Linked DNA regions of Homo sapiens: region 2 is linked to region 1. The links are chromatin contacts, found by Hi-C or POLR2A ChIA-PET in ENCODE. All regions are on one chromosome and are shown on one strand. Each heading gives the region's core, a stretch centred on a gene start or an enhancer-like site at or near the end of the contact. The rest is flanking DNA. Distances are from core to core; before and after follow the strand shown. Region 1 holds the start of CSF1R (colony stimulating factor 1 receptor). Region 2 holds the start of CDX1 (caudal type homeobox 1).

Evidence for each region. Hi-C counts contacts between places; a loop is a spot of excess contacts on that map. ChIA-PET counts read pairs that join two places held with the same protein, here RNA polymerase II (POLR2A). Pooled maps may share reads with other maps.
Region 2: a loop to region 1 is called in a map with no recorded cell type, with 2.0 times the contacts of the local background. The contact joins the promoter of CDX1 here to the promoter of CSF1R in region 1. A Hi-C loop is called at or near these places in 1 of 168 maps with a recorded cell type or tissue (endothelial cell of hepatic sinusoid), 1 of 37 single-sample maps with no recorded cell type and 1 of 50 pooled maps. POLR2A ChIA-PET finds 5 or more read pairs at or near these places in 2 of 52 experiments (H1 and activated naive CD4-positive, alpha-beta T cell).

Annotation. Positions count from the first base shown.
Region 1 is chr5:150,084,621-150,088,245 of GRCh38, reverse strand. CSF1R (colony stimulating factor 1 receptor) reads left to right here and starts at 1,692. Exons shown (of 21, transcript NM_001288705.3): 1 at 1,692-1,867. The coding sequence starts at 1,819. RefSeq lists an enhancer at 1,605-1,634 and a promoter at 1,387-1,819.
Region 2 is chr5:150,165,006-150,168,630 of GRCh38, reverse strand. CDX1 (caudal type homeobox 1) reads right to left here and starts at 1,853. Exons shown (of 3, transcript NM_001804.3): 1 at 1,310-1,853. The coding sequence starts at 1,754.

The DNA.
Region 1 (3,625 bases), core at 443-2,942:
TTTCTTTTTCTTCTTGAGTCAGCTTTGATTGACATTCATGATTGCTAAAGGTTCAAAACACTTTTCTGAAAAAGAAAGTACATATATACACTCATAAATATACATACAAACACACACATACACACCACACACACACCTGAGTACACGGGAATGATCATTTTCCTGGATCAATGTTATATCAGGATTTTTCAATTTCAAGAAGGAACTTTAGGCTGGGTATAGTGGCTCATACCTATAATCCCAGTACTTTGGGAAGCCAAGGTATGCGAATCACTTGAGCTCAGGGGTTTGAGACCAGCCTGGACAACATGGTGAAACCCCATGTCTACCAAAAATACAGAAATTTGCTAGGAATGGTGGCACATGCCCCTGTAGTCCCAACTACTCAGGAGGATGAGGTAGGAGGATGGCTTGAGTCCGGGAGGTGGAGGTTGCAGTGAGCCGAGATCACACTACTGCACTCCAGCCTGGGTGACAGAACCAAACCCTGTCTCAGAAAAAAAAAAAGAAAAAAAGAAGAAGAAATGACCATGTTCTTTAGAGATAAGAAGTAAAATACTAAGCGAATCAACTAAAAGAGGTAAAAGCAATTGCCTCCAGGAAAAGAGGGAGCAAAGGAATGCTATATATTTTAAGAATTATGCAGAACAATTAGATTCTTTGTAAAAATAAATAAACAATGTAAGTAACGCACAAAAGATAGTTTTATAACCAGACTGCTGGGATCCAAATCCTATCTCCACCATTTGGTAGCTGTTTGACTATGGACAAGCTTAAGGCATTTGATCTCTCTGAGCTTTAGTTTTCCCATCTGTGAAATGAGAATGACAATAGTACTTACCTACATAAAGTTTTGCAGTACTAAAGGAGACAGTGAATGTAAAAGGTTTGGCTAGTAAATGTCCTGTAAAAGGAAGCTTATTGCCAATATTATCAGGCTCTCCCAGACCAACCTGTATACAGGAAGAAAACAAACTCCGTTTCTCCTATAGTCTCACAACACAAAATACTTCTGACCCCAGATGTAGAGGATGGGGCATATTTCCCCATACACCAAGCAATCAACCAATTGTTCAGATTCTGCAGCAGACACGAATCTGGTGCCCTCCGATTCAATTTGAACACTATATTTACCTAGAGATAACGTCAGATCTCACAGCTTGAAGGCTTGAGCCAGGAGTTTGAGGCTGCAGTGAGCTATGATCGAGCCACAGAGCTCCAGCCTGGGCAACAGAGTGAAACTGCGTCTCTAAAATAATAATAATAAATTTTTAAAAGATATGCATTACTTTGGAGATTCCAAGGATTTTAGGAGTTGTAAGCCAGGACATCAGGGTAAAGAAAAAATATATATGTCACAATATCATGCAACCTAACTTCTCTTTGGGATCTGCCAGAGCCACCTGATCACTCTGAAGACCCTCATTTGTGCTACTGACTAACGGTCTGGCTGCTCTTGGACATGTCTCTTCTCCCAAGACCCCTTGAAGATGGCTTTAGAAGGGCCCCAAACTTAGCTAGCTCCCCCCAAGCTCAGGCTGGCCCTGCCCCAGACTGCGACCCCTCCCTCTTGGGTTCAAGGCTTTGTTTTCTTCTTAAAGACCCAAGATTTCCAAACTCTGTGGTTGCCTTGCCTAGCTAAAAGGGGAAGAAGAGGATCAGCCCAAGGAGGAGGAAGAGGAAAACAAGACAAACAGCCAGTGCAGAGGAGAGGAACGTGTGTCCAGTGTCCCGATCCCTGCGGAGCTAGTAGCTGAGAGCTCTGTGCCCTGGGCACCTTGCAGCCCTGCACCTGCCTGCCACTTCCCCACCGAGGCCATGGGCCCAGGAGTTCTGCTGCTCCTGCTGGTGGCCACAGCTTGGCATGGTAAGAGCAGAACGGGGGGTGGGGGACTTTGTTGGGGTGTGATGGAGAAGACCCCTGTGAAAGGATTCAGTCCTTGCCCCTCACTGGGTGTCCTCAGGCTGTTTTAGTCTCCCCAACACTGGACTGCAGGCTTGTGGGTATCTGCTTTGGAGAGGTAGTGGGGTGAAAAGAGATGGGTGTGGTGGAACTGGTCCACCTGGTGCTGTGGATCTGTCCCAGCTCTGCCAGCGACTCACTGTGTGTCCTGAGCAAGCCTCTGATACTCTTGAGGCTTCAGTGTCCACTTCTATTCAATTGCAGGTGTTGGGGGCAGGGGGACAGTGATAGACTAGACCAGAGCAGTGCTTTTCATACTTTCCTGTGCATACAAGTTACCTGAGGATTTTGTTACAATGCAGATTCAGACTCAGTCGGTCTCAGGTGCGACCTGAGATTCTGTATATCCAACACACTCCTGGGAGATGTGAGATGCCGGCACTGCTGGTCCAGACCTACACTGAGTTGGGAGGACCTGGAGAGCTCCTGATGGCTCTGGCAGCTCTGCCAGCCTGTGATTCGATGATTCTATGCAAGATCTGATTTGGAAGGGCCTGATAGGGGTGGTGGTTCTTCCTTGGGTGGCTTGTGTAAGGGGTCAGAGGGGAGAGACAAGAGGTTGGCCTCTCTGGCCCAGGGCTCAGGAGAGGGGAATTCGGGGTGAAATAGGTATAGGGCTAGAGGAGGGATTGGGAAGAGGCCAGTGAGGGTCTCCTGGACCAGAGCCCTCCCAGACACAGGCTGCCAAGTCTCAGGAGGTCCCCAGGCTGTAGCAGTTCTGCAGAATTTCCATCTGGGAGGGAACATGACTAGAGGTGAGGGGCTGCTGTGCTTGGCTTGTTGGCCCAACAAACACATTTCTATTGCCTGCTTATTCAAAGGGACCTTGGGGGAGGATGGGGATTGAAGGGGAGAAAGGACAGCCTCATACTGGCCTCTTCACAGAAGGACCCTAAGGCCGTGGCGCTTCTGGTCCCTGATGAGGAGGAGATGGCCCACTGACCATCCTTCTCTGGCCCAGGCAATCACACTGAGCTTGAGTATTTGGGTTTTTTTTTTTTTTTTCCTGAGACAGAGTCTCTCTCTGTCACCAGGCTGGAGTACAGTGGCACAATCTCGGCTCACTGCAACCTCCACCTCCCGGGTTCAAGTGTTTCTCCTGTCTCAGCCTCCCAAGCTGGGATTACAGGCATACACCATCATGACTGGCTAATTTTTGTATTTTTAGTAGAGATGGGATTTCACCATGTTGGCCAAGCTGGTCTCGAACTCCTGACCTCAGGTGATCCACCTGCCTTGGCCTCCCAAAGTGTTGGGATTACTGGTGTGAGTCACGGCGCCCGGCCTGGACTTCTTATTTTGCAATGTAACTTACATGCAGTAGAAAGCACAGGTTCTTAAGTTCAATGAGGTCTGACAAATGCACACACAGTGTACCCGCCACCCCCTTCATCTCAGAGAGTCCCACAGGTTTGATTTCACTGCCTTGTCCTATCCTTACACCCACAACCTGCCTGTGGGGCAAAAACGGAAAAGTATCTGAGCCAGGTCTCAATTTAATTTTATTTTTTTTATTGAGATGGAGTCTTGTGGCCAGGCATGGTGGCTCACACCTGTAATCCCAGCACTCTGGGAGGCCGAGGCGGGTGGATCACAAGATCAGGAGTTTCAGACCAGCCTCGCCAATATGGTGAAGCCCCCTCTCTACTAAAAAATACAAAA
Region 2 (3,625 bases), core at 604-3,103, 80 kb before region 1:
CTTCATCTTAAAATGGGGGTGATAATAGTACCTACGATGATGTTTTAAGAGTTAAAGGAGTTAATGCATGCAAGATCTTACTTAGGTCATGCCTGGTCCGTTAGTTAAGTGTTCCAAAACATTAGCTGTTATTTAATCAAGGCCACAGAAGCAAGTGGCAGAGTCTGGTTCCCTGCATCTCCCTGGAGGCAGATAGGAGGTTATGTATCCCCGGGACTTCCAAAAAGGGGATATGATTATGGCCAGAACCCGTAGCTCCTGATCAAGGCCAACCCAGCATCTGCCCCGAGGCAAGCTGGGTGTGTGTGGGGAGATGGGGGTGAAGAGTGCGAGGAGGTGGGAGAAGTCCCAGGATTATTCGCAGCTGGGGTAAGGGGAGGAGGGGCTGGACATCAAAGGGTGGGCAGGCCAGCTTCCCGCCCCCAAGGCTAGGTGGCCTTTGTCAGGACAGGCCGGACACAGTCCGGACAATGGAACGTCGTGTTCACTTTCCGGCCAACAGGAGTCACTACCGAGCCAAGGCAGAGCCAGTTGCATGACAAAGGGGGGACCCATAACGGAGGTCAAGCCGCCCCTCATTAAAGTTGGGCCCTTTGTCCTGCCCCCTACCCTGCCTTTGAAGAGGGCGGATCAGAGAGGCCTGCCTGGGGGCAGGAGGTTCACAGGCTCAGGAGCCAAACAGTAGCCCCCCTTCCCACTGCTCCCGCTTCCCCTCCCCCGGGGTCAAGAGTTCAGGGAGGACCCTGAGAAGGTAAGGTACAGACCCCTTGCCCCAGTCTGGCCAAAGAGGGCTCTTTTTCAGCCTGAAGGATATGACCCAGCAATGTCTTGACTGTGTGATGGGGAGACCCAGCCCTGGCCAGGAAAGTCACCTGCCCTGTTCACACAGTTAGTTAATCGTCCCTTCTGGGGCGAACCTGCCGCCTTTGCCTAGGGCTGGGTTAGGAGTGGAAGAAGCAGATGAAGAGCACGGAGTCGGTGTTGCTAAATGAGTGTGGGACACGAGTCTGGGAGCCTGCGTTCTAGTTCGGGTCTTGCTCCGCGGCCGCAGGCGCATTTCCGCACTTCGCAGGGGGTCTCGGTTTCCCTATCTGTACAGAGAGAGGGTTAGGCTGTGCTGCTGAAGGCTCCGATAGCCTGAGACTGAGGAGAGGGAGCCAAAGAGCAGCCCCCCAGGGCGAGAGTGGACAGGAGGGCCACACTCCCGGGAACCCGAGCAGGGCCGGAGCAGAGGTCAGACAGGGGGCGGCCTGGGCCGCGCCCGAGCACCTGCAGGTCCAGAGGCGCAGGGCGAGGGAAGGGTCCTTACCGCTGCCACCGCCGCCTCCGGCCGCCACGCTGCGCCGCATCCACTCGTAGGGCGTCGGCCTCTGCGCTCCGGGCGAGGACGGTGTGCCCGGGCCCCCGAGGGGCTGCGCCAGGAGGCCCGGGCCGGGCCCAGGGGGCGCCGGCACCGGGCTAAAGTCTGGAGGGGGCCCGAATGCCAGCGAAGCTGGGCTGGCGGCAGGGGCCGCGGGGCCCGGGCCGTAGGCGGCGGCCCAGTCGTCCTTGGGCGCAGGGAAGGGCGCCCCCCAGGCCGTCGGGGGCGCGGGGGCCGGCTCCACGTGAGAGTAGCTGGAGAAGTCGGGGTACTGCGGGGGCGCCGGGGGCGGGGCCGGGGGGCCGTAGGCTTGCGGGCCCAGGCCGAGGCTGGCTGGCCTGGCTGGGCCGGGGTACACGGGCGAATCCTTGTCCAGCACATAGCCCACATACATGGTGGCCGCGGGGTCCCCCGCGCATGCTGGGCCCTGGAGCCGCCGCTGCCGGCCGCCCCGACGACGAGCAACCGCTCACCTGAACTCGGCTGTCCTGCCGCCGCGCCCGCCCCACCCAGGCCTTTTATAGCTCCGGGCCGCCCGCGGCCCCAGCCGAGGCGGGTTTGCATTTCAAAGCGGGGGGAAGCCTCCGGGCCGCGAATCAAAGGGGGAAACCCGTCGGGGGCGGGGGGTTCAAAAGGAGACAAATTGCCGCCCCAAGCGGGAGGTGGACTGGCCAGGGCCTGGAGGGGGTGGGGGCGCGGAGGGCGCGTCTTGGGCGAGGGTCGAGGCCGCGCTGCGAGTGGGAATCGCTTGCCAGGGAGCGGCCTAGCGGCCTGAACACCTTGTCCTTCCGGTGGCCGCGTGGACGGCCCTGCAGCCCCATTTTACAGGCGGAGGAACAAGCTCCCAGGGGCCGGGGGATTCTAGGCCAACTTCACACAGTGACCAGCTTGAGGTGAGGGGCAACGCAGACTTCAAACAGGGCTCCGGTCTGTAGGATCGCAGGTCCTTAATCTTTTGGCGGGGAGGGGTCACGACCCCTCTCGTCATGGAAGCTGTGGATGTTTTTCCCTGGGGAAATGCACATATGCACATACATACACGAGTCTTCCTTACAGTTGGGGGACTGCCTGGGTTGGCCTTCTAGAGAAAGTTCTCAAAAGGCAGTGTGTGTGTGGGTGTGTGTGTGTGTGAGTTAGGGGGGTCTTCTGGGGACATTACAGGAAACTTTTAGTAAATTATCTTGATGACTCTCTACCCTCTTTTTTTAATTGAGAGGTTTCAAGCATACACAAAAGTAGAATTGTATAATGAACTGCTGTGTACCCATCACCCCGCTTCAACAACTATTAAGGTTTTGTCACACTTATTTCACCTACTCCCCGCTTTTCTGAAGTATTTTAAAACAAATTCCAGACATCATGTCATTTTACCCCTACATACTTCAGCACGCATCTCTAAAACACATGGACATTTTCTTACATAATATGCCATTATCACATCTAGCAAAATTAACACAAATTCCTGGGTATTACCTAACACACAGTTCGTATTCAAAGTACTCCAATTGATTCAAAAATGTCTTTTTAGCAGTCTGTTTGTGTGAATCGGGATCCAAAAGCCCTGATCCATTTATTATGGCTGGAGCCCCCTTGGGATTTTAAATGCATCACGTGTTCCTCCACTCCATATGAAGGACTGGCAAACATTTCATAGCTACCTAAGGGGGAGTGGGGGCTGGGAACACTTGAGGGGGTGTCAGTGAACTGGGAGTGGGGACAAGGCTGAGGGATTTGGGGAAGGGTGCATGAAGGACAGGGCTCTGGGTCAGGAAGTCAGATGGGGTCCCTCCGCACAAGGGCTTTGTGCCAGGGAGCTGTGCAGAAGCACCCTGTGGGATTGGATGGGCCCACATTTCCTGGGTTCCTCTCATTGTGCAGGGATGTGTGGTCCCCAGAAGAAGGTCAGAATCAGGGTCTTATCTGTTCAACCCGTCTCTCTCTTGGGTCACCATATTAGCCGGGGGCTGGTCAGTATCATCTCAGGGCTGGGCAGATGTTTCGGGATCAGGACATAATTTGCAGGGCCGGGAGCAAAATAAAAAATATAAGGTCCCTTGTTCAAAAATGATTAAGGATTTCAGGATGGTGGCAGCAGAGCATTCACCTGAGCCCGGGGCCCTTCCACACACTGGGCTCTGTGTGACTGCAATGGTGACCCGCCTGGGAAGCTGGCCCTGGTGAGACTCTTGCTCTTCTGGGGCTCTGATATGTGATAGAGCCAGAGACTCAGCCAGCACAGGGCTCCCTCCGCTTCCTGCTCAGAGG